Linked DNA regions of Homo sapiens: region 2 is linked to region 1. A link is a loop called in an ENCODE intact Hi-C map of the cell type or tissue named here. Cell type or tissue: PC-3. All regions are shown on one strand.

Region 1 (8,000 bases):
CTTGAATTTTAAGGTAGTATACTAGAAACGCTGGCAAAAATAGCAAATTGATACTTAAACTCTGTTTCACGTTTTTCACAGGCATTAATAATCTCTATGCCTATCTCAGTAGCCTAGCAGAATGAGACACTCGGTGTTGATTCATATGCAAACACATTTCTTAAATTTGGTATTTGCTTTAAGGATGACACATTGCTTAAGGAATATCAAACCAACTCCAAGCATGAAGTCCGAATCATAGTATGAATTTAAAAGCATAAATCAAAATTATTACCAGGAAAGACCTCTGTAATTAGGAGATAAATTGTAGAGATAGTAGGAACAGGAGAATTAAGAGAGAGTAGAGAGTTTAGAATTTGGGAATACGATCTGTTTGAGAGAGAATTTGAGCTATTTCCTGAAACATCAAGTTGCTTGACTGGTGTGGATCATTTAGTCAAGGTAAATGGTATGTAAAGAGCAGGTCTGACCAGAGCAAAGGTAAGGCGATGATGGTTAACTCTGAAAGCAAGTTTGAGTAATGTAATTTGACCTAGTCCTAGACATGTTGAACATTTTTCAGGGATTTTTGATTTGGATAGCACAAATTAGATGTGGAAGTGACTTACATGAGGCTATTTCAGTATCACTAAGTCCACGTAAAGTGACACTGCTTATAGTTTGTCAGTAGGAATAAAAAGAAGAAAATAAAGGGAAGAGATTAGAATCAATAGGAGAAAGAACTGACACTGAATTCTACCTTAGCACACAAGTTGACCCAAAGTTTTATGATGTTTATATTTTTCTAAACATAGAAGGAAAATAAATTTAAATTCAATTATGAATGTATTATAAAATGACAAGGTATGCCATCACTAGAAAAATAAGTCAAAAATGTAGTTAAATAGGTCAGGCGTGGATGTGCTATTGAATATAAAATAGTCAATCTGAATCCAGAATTTCTCAAACTATAGAACTGGTACAGAGGAAGAGCAACAGGCAACACATATTTAAACTACTGATCTTTTCTCACATATTATTAAAAAAATCAAATACAAATGCACATCTCTTATCTTCTCTGAATCTTGAATCACAGGAATCCCATTTGCTATTGTCAAAAAGCAAACAAACAAACTTGGAGGTTTTAAACAATCTAGGGATTCAGAGATAGAGCGAGGGAAGCAAATATCAGGAGCAATTCAGACAAGAGCTGGCTTCCAAACAGAGAGGCCTCCTAGTTTTCCCTGACTCCAGAAGCCATCTCACTTCACATCCTACACTGCGAGCAATTCCAGCATGTATGGTTTCACTTGGATTAATCCTTCAACACTGAATCATGTTTAGGGGACTGTCAATTAGGCATTATATGTAATAGTTAAATTAATCATCTGCTTTAAAAAAAAGTATCTTGTAATTAAGTACCTTGGAGAAGAATTGATCCTTTAAACCATTAAAAAGGGTGGAGACGAATTTTATTGTATTACAGAATTTTTCTTGGTTCTTTAGTAGGCTTGAGCCCTGGAGGGAGAATAGGGAGAGGGCACTTTTATAATATGGAGGCTGCAGAAAAGGGAAGGGAATACAGTATAAACTCTATGATTTAGATCTTTGAGGACTACACTAATGGTTTCTCCTGGTGAATACCTAAAATATTTTTTACATCATCCATTGCATCATTAAGTAGTACCTAGTATTTTCTTTTGATTTACTATGTAAAATTATTTTTAAACATTTGTCTCATGATTATTTCACTTTCTACAGAACTTCTAAATCAATATGATGACCTGATGGGATATGAATATTTAGTTTTTTCTTTCTTTAAGTATGTTCCTCTTATAGTTAGCCAATAGCTGAAGTGACATCAAATTAGTAGTAAATATTTAACTTTATTTACTAGACTAATATTCTAATGACTTCCTTTTATCAAACTGCTATAGGTGATTGGAAATGTGATACTTTTGTGGGCTCTAGAAAGATGAGGATCAGGATTGGGTCAATTCTGAACTTCCTTTCTGCCCTTTAAGTGCATAAAATGATTCTGAAAATAGAGAACACCCTCAGTATATGCAAACTTAATTGAACTAAATGTTTTTGCCTCTGCCCCTAATCATTAATATATTTTAATCGATTTACAAGCTCTTTTGAAATGCAGAAAAGTGTTTTAAGTATTAGGACTGTACTGTGTTTACTATCTTCTATCCAAGCTTCAAATCAATGTGTAATAGAGGCTTTGCAATACTGATAGTTTTTTAGTGGTAAGCAGAAAGATGTCCATATCCCAATTCCTGGAAATTGTGAAGATATTTCCTTACAGGGCAGAAGAGAATTAATGTAGCAGATGAAATTAAGCTTATTAATCAGCTGAATCTATTATAGGGAAATTGTCCTGGATAACTAAGGTTAGTCCAGTGTGCTCACGAGGGTCCTTAAATGCAGAAGAGGAAAGCAGATGAGTGAGCAGCAGAGTGACGTGAGAAAGACTCTAATAGGTATTGTTGGATTTGAAGATGATAAGTAGCCACTAGTACCTAGGAAGACTCTAGATGCTGGGGAAGGCAAAAAAAAAAAAAAAAAAAAAAAAAAAAATCAATTCTTCACCAGAGCATCCAGAAAAGAAAAACAGTCCTGCTGACACCTTGATTTTGGCCTGTCGAGAGTTATTTTAGAATTATGACCTACGTGACTTAAATATACTTGTGGTTTTAAGTCACTAAATCTGTGATGATTTTATACTACTGAAATAGAAAACGAATATGCGACCATTTCTATGTAGAGAGCATAGTTGTCGCTGTCTAGCCTAAATTTGTTAATGTCTTTCCTAGTTTCTCTCTGGTTATTAGTTTCATGGTTCTAGAAGAAACTGTTCCATTTCTTAGCTAACATCATGAAAGTCAAGACCTTCTGAGTATATTGTTAGATTCAATTCTCAGACAAAGCCTGAAAATCTCTGTAACGCTGTTTTAAAGAATGGGTGAATATATGTTACTTCCTGTTGCTTTCTCCAAGGTAAGAAATCTTAATCATTTCTTTTATACCAATGCTTTCCTTTTGGGTGAGTTTCAAAAGAACTAAATGTATAGCACATTCAAGGTTCAGTCCTCAGCCTCCGGGGCTGTTGTTCCCTCATCAAACTGCCAATCCATCTATTGGCAGATTTATTAAGGCTATTTTAAAAATTAAGCCTCCTAGATTTCTTGTCTCCAAATAGAATTTGAATCTGATCCTGCAGGCACTCACCTGACCTCCCCTTGAACCTCTATCCAGGGCTTCTTATTCTCCCTGCGTTTGACTTCTTGGGTGACGCATACTAACGACTGCAGCTTTACCTCTGACACTGGCTTAGTCAGTTCTCTGCTTAGTTTGATGTTTGCAAATCATGATCCACTGCAGTGCTTGTCTGTGCTTTCCATAGTTTAATGTTAAGTCATCTTTTATACGATCTCTCCTAGAAAACAATTTGTAGGACTAATCCCCAAATGCCTTATTTTTTTTTAGTTCACTATTTTTCATAATTAAGAAACAGTTACAGAAGAATTATCCCGAGTCTTCAATTCTGATTCAAAAGAGAAATATTCCCTTTCAGCAACAAATCTTCTGGGGATACAGCGGGAATCTAATTCGTATCCATTTAGAAACACTAGGATGTTCACACACATGAATTGGGACACATTTTTTATAAGTCCAAAAAGACACATTATTGTAGAGCCTATGTCAGATTTTCCACAACACTCTGCAGATGTCCCTCCTCTAAATGTGCCTGTAACTAATGCACCACTGACAATTAGGACACCATTTTTTAGCATGAGCTACTGAGTTCATGAGAAGAAAGGGAAGTGTGGTACATTTTCCTCTCAAAGTTTATGTTAAAGTAATGAAAATGTGGTAGGCACTGCTAGTGCCCTATGTAAGAATCATGATCCACTCCTTTCTTGGTGACAGAGGTTGTCTGCAATAACAAAGATAGGAATTTTCAACTACTTTCTTTTCTGCTGTTATTTTGGCAGCAAAGTTATGAGCATGATGTCAATCCTAACCAATGGGATTTTAGGAAAGGTGTGTTGGACACTTCTCAGAAATGTATTTTTTTTATGTAATAAAATAGATTGAGGAGATTTACTCCCTGCCATTTCTTACATGAATGTTGACATGCTAGGATGTGACGACGAGCTGTGGCAAAAATCTTTGACCATCAAAGAAAGTTACGAGACCAGAGAAGCAGTCACTCACACCCTTGATTTCCTCTTCTCTCGATCCCATTCCTTTTACCAATATGAGGATTTTCTTCAAGAGGTTTTTTTTTGTTTGTTTGTTTTTGGTCTATATTTGTATGCATTTATTGCACATGCACAAATAATTTTTAATGCACTGAGATTAAATAAATATCTGCCTTTCCCTGGATCTATGCCTGGATCTTCCTATTAACAATACATCTTGGAGATCTATCATAACAAACACAAAAAACACCTTTTAAACCGCTACATAATATCTCTAAATAATTTGTACAGGTTTATAGATGCAGCAAAATAGGTGAGAATTTAATTTTTCTGAGGATTGCTCTGAAATGCTCTTCACATTTCAGACTATATATATACATATATATATCCCATATATCCCAGATATCTTTCCAAATTTATTAGTTTATATATACACACAAATACACACCTATATACACAGCCAAAGACACAAATGCATACACACATGATCACATATACATGCAAATAGTGATCTAGCTGATTCCAAGTCCTATTTGTGTATTTGTTCATTCCAGTGTATCATGCACTGTCGCCTTATGAAATGTTTCTGGAAGAGCAAATTATATTCCATCGCTTTCTGTCAATAGATTGATAATTTCTGCATTTCTTCAAGAAAATAAATTAGAAAATAGCTTGTAACATTTCATTTAAAATTTCTATTGGGATTTCAATTTGGATCTGATCAAATTTATGTATTAATTTGATTGCACACAGATGTTTAGAAGAATTTTTCAAAGCATTTGTTGTAAAATAATAATAGCCTGCTAACTAATCAAGTACAGTAAAAGTTTATATCTATATTAGTGATATTCATGAAACAATATCAATAATCAACAAATTTGATATAATTTTTTTCTCAGTTGCTGCAAATAATGAATCTTTGATGCCATCTGAAGACACTTAAAATTCTATGATAAAACTGTAGACTAGTGGAAAAAGTATAGGACATAAGGTCAAAATACTTGCTCCAAAATTTGACTTTGCTCTTACCTCCTTTGAGATCTCAGATAACATTCTTAAAGTCTGTGTCACTTTTTTCTTCCAATGTGTAGTAAAGAAGACTATTTCTAATTTTACAGGGTTGCTATGGGATCTAGTGAATCTATTTAAGCATTTTGGCATTTAAGTAAGCATTCAATAAACAAACCGGCATGTGTACCCTTTAACTTATACTCACAGTAAAAGAAACAATATTTTTTTTTAAGAGGAAAACCTAGACATTTGCCTTAGTGGTCTTCATTTATCTTTCCTTCTTTTTTCCTTTTTTTATTTTTTTTTTGACTCAACACTTTTATTTCCAAAGATACAGAGAACCTGAGAGATTAAGTGATTTTGGAAAATGACAAATATAGTTAGTGGTATAGCTGGAACTTGAACTCTAGCTTCTAGGGGAAGAAGGTTGTCTTGGGTTAGATTCCTCCAAAAACAGATCCTGAGCGAAAGATTTGGGAACAAATCGTTTATTTGGAAGGGGAACTCACAAGGCATTATGAGGGCATGGGAACGTGCAGGAAGTTACCCTGTGGATATCTGGAGCTCAGTCTTGCTGGGGAATCTCTGAGAGACTGTGGATAACTGAAATGTCCCACTATGGGACAAAGATTCTATGGAATTTCTCTATAAACTTTTACTCCCCATTGGCTATGGGCAGCTCTGTCGGGACTAATTCCACTTCCTGTCCATCTTCAAAATGGCTGAAATATTTCTGCACCAGAAATGCCCTCAGAGAGAAGCCATGGGTGGGTGTACATCAAGCTCGTCCAATCCACGACCTAGGAATTAACACAGGAACAGAAAACCAAACACTGCATGTTCTCACTCGTAAGTGGGAGGTGAACAATGAGAACACGAGGACATAGGGAGGGGAACATCACACACGGGGTCCTGTTGGGGGAGTGGGGAGAGGGGAGGGAGAGCATCAGGAGAAACAGCTAATGCATGTGGGGCTTAAAACCAGGTGATGGGTTGACAGGTGCAGCAAACCACCATGGCACACGTAAGCTATGTAACAAACCTACATGTTCTGCACGTGTATCCTGAACTTAAAGTAAAAAATAAAAATAAAAAAACACAAAAAAATACACAAACACTGATAGCTGATGAACTGAAAAAAATAATTGCAAAAATGTTTTAAGAAAGTTTACAAATTTGTGTTGGGCCACTTTCGAAGCCATCCTGGGTCGTCGATTGGACAAGCTTCATGTATCTTTCTTTTTATCTAAATATAGCCAATTTATTAATTCTACAAACTCTCACCAGAACCAAAACTACGAATAATAGCCCGACATTACATATGCTATATAATTTTAGGTAACATTATTACATGTGTGGCTGCTAGCCTTTGGATTTTGGATATGTAACACTTTTGTGTCTGAAGAGTTAATACAGATTTAATGTATCTTTCCAATCATGAGAGAGAAGTAGCACAATGACCAATATTGTATAGTTCATTTTCCAAGAGATACCCTTCCTTTGAGGATGTTAAATGTTTAAGGCAATGAAAAAATACTTAACAAAAAAACAGTACAAGGAGATTTTAAAAAACAGTATCTTATTTGGTAGTGCTAATAAAATCCCCAGAGATTTTATTTAGTTGTAAATGTTGGGCATATTATTATTGATACTATCACAAAAATGAATGCCCCAAATATTGGGTTGTGTCAGCTGTGCTTACTTAGTCACTTGCCTCTCAGCTACTCAAATGTTTACTGTTGGTTACCTGCAACCGAAAAGGTACATGGCAGACCCTGGCACATCAACAATAGCAAGGCCACCCATGGTATTACTAAATGTTTATTTGATAGCTTTCTAGGATCTGTCTTTTCAAACTGGAGACATTTATATGATTGTTTTCTATATTTTCCTACTGCTGTTTGGTTACAATGTTGCATTGTTTTAGAAATTGTTATTCCTAGTGCTAAAAAATCTTGCATCTCTTAAATGCCTAAACCTTATTAATAATGATTCCTTTTAGAGTTGTATGTAAATGTCATGTTAAATTTTATTTTTTGTAATCACTTTAATCAGAAACAAGGGAATTAGCCAGCTGTTTGGAACTCATGTTAAGATACAATTAAACATCTGATTGAATTTCCGTGCATAGCAAATAGCAGAGGCTAGAGTTTGTACAGAAAATAGACCACACTCAGCAGAAAAAAATAAGGTCCTACAAGATGACAATTGTGAGGGTGATACTGAGGGGTTTGTTCCAATATTTTGTATCTGTCATAACTTCCCCCAAAAAGAAAATCCCATAGGTTCCCAAATAACTTAGCATAACTTGTAAATCATGGCAAACAAATTCCTTATCAATTGAAACATTACTTTAAGCCTGTCAATATATTCATGCAATCTGTTCAAAGGAGAAGTGCACATTTAATACATTTTACAAGCTGGAATTATCAGATAATTTGTTATGGGATACTCCTTAATACTTCCTGCCCTTTAGGGTAGATAAAAAGGAACATGCACATAAACGTTATTTGAAAATAAGTTTAAGTTACACAAATGCAACATGGAAGCACACACGTAAGTTGTTTTACAAAAGAAATGTGTGTTTTAAAAAAGACTTTTGGGTAAATAGGCTATATCCAGAATAATTATGAAATGACTTATATAACTTTAGATCTTTTGCTATACAAATATGCCTCAATATTATTTTCATTTTCAATTATATATATTGAAACATGCATATGAAGAAATGAAAAATTAAAACTTCATTTTAATATTATAGTACTAGTATTAAGTCTTTGCTTAAGTGACATTATA
Region 2 (8,000 bases), 340 kb after region 1:
TGGTCTGAACTTACCCTTAAGCTCCAGACTTGTATGACTAGTCAGCTATTTACCATCTCTACATGTCTACAGTGAAATGTATATATGCCTTTTTTCCTCAAACCTGTTTTAGCCCACGCTCCACACATCAGTAAATAGTGCTGTTAGCCATCCAGTCGCTCAAGGCAAACACATAAGTGTTCTCTATTATTCCTTCTCTCTCCTCCACATCACAAGTCATCTTACCTCAAAAATCAGTCTTAGACTCTCCTACTCTCTCTGGGTTCAATGAATCATAATCATTGTTGATCTCTACAATTCTATAATAAACAACTACTACTACTACTATCACTCCCACCACCACCCTTACTACTAGCAGTTAGTTATCTAAACCTGCTTTCTCAATAGTTTTCATGCCTATACTTTTGTTCTTCTCTAATATGTTCCCCACAAATTAAAGATTTTGCCCATTTCTACTGAAATAACTAAATACTCCTTGAATAAATTTTCATTAATCTTAGAATGATAAAACATCCAAAGTCTAAAGGCCCTACTAAGATGAAAGGGCCCTTCAAGATCGGCCTTCAGTCTCCCAGCACTTGCTGTGCTTCAGCTGTGCTGGTCTCCTCTTTCTATACTTTAAATTCCCTCAATCTTGTTAGATTAGACTTCGTACTAATTTCTCTGGAGGCTGTTTTCTTCCATGCTGCAGGATTGACTCCTTTAACTTTCTTCAATTTACTGTTTATTTGCTACTTCCTCAGAAAATTGGTTCTTCCTGAAACATATTAAGTGAACTACACTTTTCCCATTTATTCTATAGTATGGACGATATTTTCGTTGTTGACCTTATGAAAGATTTTAAAATTTTATATTATTACTCAATTATCCAGTGGAATGTGAATCCGAGATTCAAGGATCTTGATTGTTTTGCTCAGTAGTTAATCATTACAGTCCGGTGCAGTGCAATGCTTGCTGTTTCAGTTGTAGTTAATGTTGAGTAAATATTTTCAATAATTGATTATATCATTCCCAAGGGATGTCAGATATTGATAGAGTAACACCTTGCTACTCGAAGCACGGTCTAGATGGGCAGCAGTGGCATCACCTGGGAGCTAGTTAGATTTGCAGAGCCTGAATTTTAGAAACATCCTAGTTGGTTTATGCACATTAATGTTTAAGAAGCATGGATTAATATACATAGATTTTTTGTTTAAACATGTACTACCTGAGACTCCAAGAATATTTTCTCCAAGTATGTTTAATCATAAAATGCTCTTAGAAATGAAGAATATTAAGTAGTTCTTGAAAAGGGGCAAATGGACCAAATGAATATGCAGTAGGTAGGAGCCTTAGGTGGTAGGGCATATCCGTAGTCCCAGCACTCAGGGAGGCTCAGGCAGGAGTTGAGTCCTGCTTGAGTCCAAGAGTTCCAGGCTGCAGTGAGTTATGTTTGCACCAATGAACTCCAGCCTGGGAGACAGAATGAGACCCTCTCTCCCTGAACAAACCCAAACAAAACAAAACACAACAGAATAAGTAGGAAAAAATTGAGTGTTTTAAGAAAGGCTTGTTGGCAAGAGCTAGTGAACCATATGTAAAAGCAATCAAGACTAGAAAAAGAGTTCTATGTCAGCATGGTAGTTGCATAGGATCAGGCATGCAGATCAGGATAAATGAAAACCAATTTTAAGTGAAGCCAGCAATTGGAAATTTAAATGTCTTCTTCAGATCTAAAGAAAAGTTGCAATCACAGAGATACTCAAAATAGAGTATTTAATACCACATGCGGGAGAGTTTATAACATATTGCTGTGATTGCTGAGGAAGTGGAAGTTGGCTATAGCTTTATTCTAGATGTGATTCAATTTGTATATCCACCTAATTTATATATAGTGTACTAAGAAAAATGGTACTATGACACAGTGTTCTATTTCCTACCATCTTCCTAAAACACAAAATAACTGAACTTAAATTTCCTAAAACGTAAACACAAAATTGATACAAAAAGTTGGCCTTTGGATGGATTTTTCGGTGTGGACATTTTTATTAGCTGTTAGAAGCGACAAGACTCTAACCAACCCAACCAACATTTTTTACAAGAGCAGGAAAACCAGAAAGTGATGTGGCTGAGGATTTCACATGAGTGAGAAGCAGCAAAAAAAAAAAAAAAAAAGAAAAACAAAATTCCTAGCATATTTTGATGAATTTCTTAAAATACAGTTTGAATAAAAATAAAGAAAAATATTAAATACAATAAAGCTACCCAATGGATATATGACACCTTTTCCTGACAACCCCTTTTTATGAAAATGCACTTCCTGAAGAGACAGGCCACCTGGTATCACACAGAATTCCCACATGGACTTTGTTAAGTGGTGGCATAGGATCATAGGATCATAAAGAATTTTTTGCTGAAAGTTTTTTATAAAATGCTAAATTTGGTTCTCACAACTGAATAAAGGGAAATGTACACATTTTCAAATATTCAAAAATATTCAATAAATTAAGCTGTAAAGTTATGCAACCATACACATCCAAATTCTTCTGAAACCAAAATAAATATAACAAGGGAAAATATGCTTTTGAATTATTTCTGCAGGAATCCTGTCTCAATGTAAGATATAGATTGGAATAACCCTGATGGTGCTTAGCACGAACTCTAAATATTTTGTTAGGTTGCTAACTAGAGTGGGAAAAATATAAAAAATAAACTTGGAATTCTATCTCTTTGGACATATGTATTCTAATTAATATATAGACATGCGCCTCAGCTGTAGTAAGATTATCAACGTAATCTAAATAGTTTTTTTATAATTTCATTCTTTGCACAGGGTGTTTTCTCAGCTTAGAATAATGTCCTTAGAGCAATGGTTCCCATGGAAAGCTTGACCACCTGCAAAATCGACTAATGTGAACCCACTACAAAATAAATTTCTTATTATTTTATTTAATTACATCTCAGAAATTCACATTAGAATATAAGGTTACTGAGGTCGAGGACCACAACTAATTCATCTTTATACTCCCAAGTCTAGTAAAGTTATCAATGTTATCCTAACCCTCCAATGTTTCCTGAATGAATAAGTACAAGGAATACAGATCTTAAATTAATACTCGATTGTGATTGTTGGTTCAGGTTTTCCATGAGAGTTCAGTCCCAGAGCAGTAAGTTAAAATTCCCACTTGTATCAGGATACGCTAACGTGTGATGCAGTATTCAAATGCAAAAGTCTTGATGACTTAAAATAAAGAAGGTTTGTTTCTCAGTCATGCCTTATTTCTATCGTGGTTGGCAGAGGTCTCTGTTAATTGTGGTCAGTAAAGGGTCCAGGCTGATGGTGTGGTCAGTGTTTTAATAGTGCCCGTTATCATGCCAGAGAGAGAGAATGATTAGTTACAAATTAGCTTTAAAAGCTTCTCTCTACAGCTACTAACAGCACTTCACACATTTTGCTGGCCAAAACAAATTAAAAAGCCAAATTCAATTCCAAGAGTAGAGAATTCCAAAGGAAGGGAGGAATCCTACCATGTGCCTAAAAAAGAAAAGCTGGGAATATTTGGCTAATAGCAGTAATGATTATTCCAACAAAGTTTTTCAAAGGTTTATAGGATCAGAATATAGTAGTCTATCACCATCTCTCATATTTCCAAAAATGGTATGTTGTGGTGGTGCTAGGCGTGGGAAGGGTCAATATTTTGTGAGAAATGCTGAGTAATGATTTTAATGCTGGAGGAGTTTTAACCAGATAAAAATGTTGTTGCTAAGGTTATCATAGATAAAATGCACATTTGTGTAACATGAGAGCTAGCTTAAGATATGACAAATGCATCTCCCATGCTGCTTTGTGATGCTTTGCATATTTTGAGTTATAATTGAATCTTTTGAATCTAGGGTCATATTTATACCTACATATAGCATCTCACTTCAAGCCCAAGCCAAAGAAAGACCTACAGCAGCAACCTGTACATAATTGGTGGCAATCAGTAAATTTTGCTTGTTCTTACTGCTCATATAGAACTCATTCAGAGTTCACATACAACTCTTACTACATTTTATTAAAATCTTAAGCATAATATTAAACAAGTTTTAGTTGAAAATTCTTGTTCCTCTTATGTCCAGGTTTAGAACTATAAGATTACAGAATTAGATATCCCTGTGGCCTTACTTCAAAAGAATTGAAAAGTAAACATACAGGATATATACAAAAAAATGTATGTTTTCAGGTAACATTTGTACCAAGAAAGAGATCTTCAACGTAGATTTTTGGCATCATATCTAATAAAGACTATGAATTGTTAATAATAATTATTATTTTATTCATATCATTAGTAAGTATATCTTTATACTTATTTTATTTTGAAGTCAAACAATTATTTCTTTGAGTGGTTGTGATTTTAAAGGGCATGGGATACTGAAGTCTGAAGACATCTTTATTTAAAGTATACCCATGTTTTTAAATGCCTTGTTGAAGTGAGTTACATTCTGGAAAAGAATTCTCAGGGCATATGCAGGTCAAATCCCTCTTACGTGCACCATTGCAATAAAAAGTTTATCATAACAAAAAGTTCATGTAAGTGCTGGCTGGTAGCCTATGTTAACAGAGTCCTGCATATCTAGCAAAAATGAATTCCCCAGCACTGAGTAAGAGTTCCAGAAGATTTTATCTCCAAAAGTCATACTAATTTTTAATTGCCCAAAGATTTATTCTTTATTATGAGATTTTTGACTCTTTTATTTCATTGAGCAATTGTTCATTTTTTTTCTGTGAGATGTATTGGTGAACTACCTGATTCCCAGAATTTTTTCTTTCTTTCTGTAATATTTCATATTCTTGAGATCCAGGAGGTTCAGGGAAGGAAGTACATACTATCTGTGTCCTAAGGTAAAGATTCCATACATTGCTGAGATTTCAGAGACTACTGCTTTCTATAGTTGAATTATTGTATTACAATAAACAATATTTAGTGAATAGTGAGTATCAGGTATTTATTTTTTCAGAGATCAAAAATATTAATACTGTTGAGCTAGGGCCTACCCACCCGCCTGCATACACACATAATGTACTAAGTATAAAGAGGTAAGCTTCACTTCCCTAGTAGAATGGTGGTATAAAATAAAGGCCTCCCAACTCTTTCTTTCCTATTTGCATGGGGGATAAGGGTGGCAGAGGTTGTATACAACCATCTATGGCTTCTGGGAATTCGTACTATGTTGGGACACAGCAAAATATGTGGTCTTATACATAAGGTCTTGGTGATATTCTATGGAAAGTCAATGGGGACTTGAGGATAAATGAGTGTACTGCTAAAATGAGTGCACTGATAAAATTATCAGTTACCAGATTCATGACATGGAGATGTGAGGACAGGGGAAGGAGGTGGCAAAGAAATTTAGAAGGGACCTGATTGTTTGCCAGACTTAGAAGTTTGAATGCCCACAAATCACAAAGATGTCAGAGATCAGATTCAGTGAGAGTAAGGGAGTGGGGAAGTAGAAGGACAGGAGATGATGGTGTGAGAGGGACCTATAGAGAAAGGTTTTGGAAGTGAATGAATATTACATGGTAATAACGCAGCCATGCTAGTAAGCAGCTCAGGCATGGTGACTGCAGAGAACACTGGGACTGGGCAACTGAGAATCCAGTGGAATAAAAGGAATGTAAAAATTATGAAGCTATTTTTTTGAGCAAAATTTATGACTAACAGTAATTACAGTTACTACATGTTGGGAAGCAGATTAAAAGTGGAAAAATTTACACTAACAACAGGTAGAGTTTAGGTTGAATAATTCTTACCTCAATCATACTTAGCTTCCATGACAAATGCTCCTAGTTGCCTACTTGATATTTGTTTCCTCATCCTTCTTTTCTAAGAGAACTGTGATTTGTGTGCAAATGTGTGACAGTATTCCGGTGTTCCCAGTTGTATGTACTCGCAGTGAGGCCTCTCCTAAGAGTTAAGGGTTCTCATCTGATATAGTCATCACCAGTGAGATTTCAGTGGAAATAGCCAGTTGTGTATTCCCGGTAACGATTTTTGTTTTTGTTTAAGAGAACTGACTTAGCTGGCTGCTAAGTGTGTGCTCCCCCAAAATTAATATGTTAAAATCCTATCCCCCTAATGTGATGGTATTAGGCAGTAGGGCGTTTGGTAGAAGAATATACCACAAGGGGTCCACACTTATGAATGAAATTAGTGCCCTATGAAAGAGACTTGGAGTTTGCCCCTTCCATCATGGGAGGATGCAATGAGAAGACGGCTGCCTATCAAGAATGGGAGCCTTACCAGACTAATGTGGCCATGCTTTGACGTCAGACTTTCCAGCCTCCAGAATTATGAAAAATAAATTCCTGGTATATTGTATTCTGGTAAAGCAGCCTGAACACACCAAGGCACTGACACTGCCAGTCTTTTTCTTTTGTCTTTTGTCCTTGATTCTTTTAACTGCATGGAGCAAGAATGCAATCTCTAGACATGAAGTTGCCAACTTTTGAACATCAAAATGAAGGCCTTAAATTAAAGATATCTGAGCAGAGATAGGTAAAGAGCCTGGACTTGGATGGTTTGGAGAAGTCACTTTATTATCATCCCTGGATTTTCTCACTATGTGATAAAATTTATCCCTATGCGATTAAGCCCCTATAGACAGGTTTCTGCTATAGGCAGCCAAACATGATCCTTAATTGGAAAAGCATCCAGTTGCAATGATGTTGCTATGGAACAGTTATGTCTTAAGGAATGAAACCCTGACTCTTCAGATGACTGACGTGACCTAATGGTGAACTCACCGATTTAAAAACAGGGCAGTAGTTGGCTGCTATCCTGCCATTTCAAATCTGGCTCTTCAGGTGTTCAGGAATATTCATAATCAAAAGAACGTTAATTTATTTATGAAAATCTATACTATGCTACTCAGTTTTCTTAAAATGTTATTGTTCTGTGAAATTGATCCTCAGGTTAATTTGGAGGGGTAAATAACTTGCCAGGTCAAAGTTTGAATAAATTAGAAAATGAAAGGCAGCATATGTTCTAAAAAATCTGAAAATTAGTTGCAAAGTCACAGTTAATTTAATTATCTGGTCTTACTGCCTTGGAATAATAATGCAAAATGAGAATTATAATAAAATTAGCCTCAAATATAGTCCATGGAAAATTTTAAGACATGATTTGGTTATCTACTTTAAATATAACTTTTAAAATCAAAGATATAATTTTAATGATAATAATCTATTTCATAAAGCCACATTTCCATTTCTATTGTGCAACCTAATGGAACACATTTGTTATCTACCACTATATTACATACTTTCATTGAATATTTTCAAATACAAATATGCAGACTAAAGATATAGAAAATAATGTGCAAATACAGAGTTGAATAAAACCTCTTATATAAATATGGTTGAAATACCGAGTAATGTATAATTATTCCAAGAAGCATAAGTAGGCAGATCTGGTATTTTCTTGAGTATGGCTATATAAACTGTGGAAATGCATGGTATGCACACAATTTAAAATGTTTACTTGTAAGACATCTCTGCTTCTAGGGTTTAAACACTACGCCAGGTCCAGTTTGAGTTACCTTTGGAAGAAAAAATAGAACTTCCTATTCTGTACAAATTTCAGGCCACTAATCTGCCTATTAATTATATTAAACACACACATGCATACGCATACACAAGAGCCCGTGGTTTATTGTTCCCAAAACTCTGTTTACAAATTAAAGAATTTTCTGGTAGGATTCAGAATGATTTATGTCCATTAAATTGACTTGGTAACCACCAAGCATCATCTAATTTAGAGTCCTTAGAATTGACAGTTAAATAAAACGAATGTTATTGAAGGTATTTTTCATAAAGTAAGCCTTCTTGCCTAGATAAAATCTCTTATTATCCATTTTGGATCTTACCTATCTTAGTAAAATACGATCATATTAAATTCCAAAGTCCAAGATGGGTTTTGCACATACATTGTAGTTTCTAAAGTCTTTCTAAAAAAAATCTCAATCCATGAAAAGAT

What was found. Peaks named below come from ENCODE experiments on the same cell type or tissue, not always from the same donor. Only the 100,000 strongest peaks of a DNase experiment are listed, where the experiment ranks them.
Region 2: it touches region 1 in a loop (11-fold over the local background); 2 of 110 quality-filtered maps call a loop at or near these places.

Annotation. Positions count from the first base shown.
Region 1 is chr3:79,531,613-79,539,612 of GRCh38, forward strand. All of the region lies in intron 2 of ROBO1 (roundabout guidance receptor 1), which reads right to left. Among named protein-coding and RNA genes, the nearest start is that of MIR3923, 28 kb to the left of the region's middle. In PC-3, no CTCF peak of the experiment used is centred here; DNase peaks (open chromatin) are centred at 189, 479 and 3,309; H3K4me3 peaks cover 716 bases; H3K27ac peaks cover 2,577 bases.
Region 2 is chr3:79,868,110-79,876,109 of GRCh38, forward strand. No RefSeq gene overlaps it. Among named protein-coding and RNA genes, the nearest start is that of ROBO1, 100 kb to the left of the region's middle. In PC-3, no CTCF peak of the experiment used is centred here; a DNase peak (open chromatin) is centred at 4,552; H3K27ac peaks cover 2,172 bases.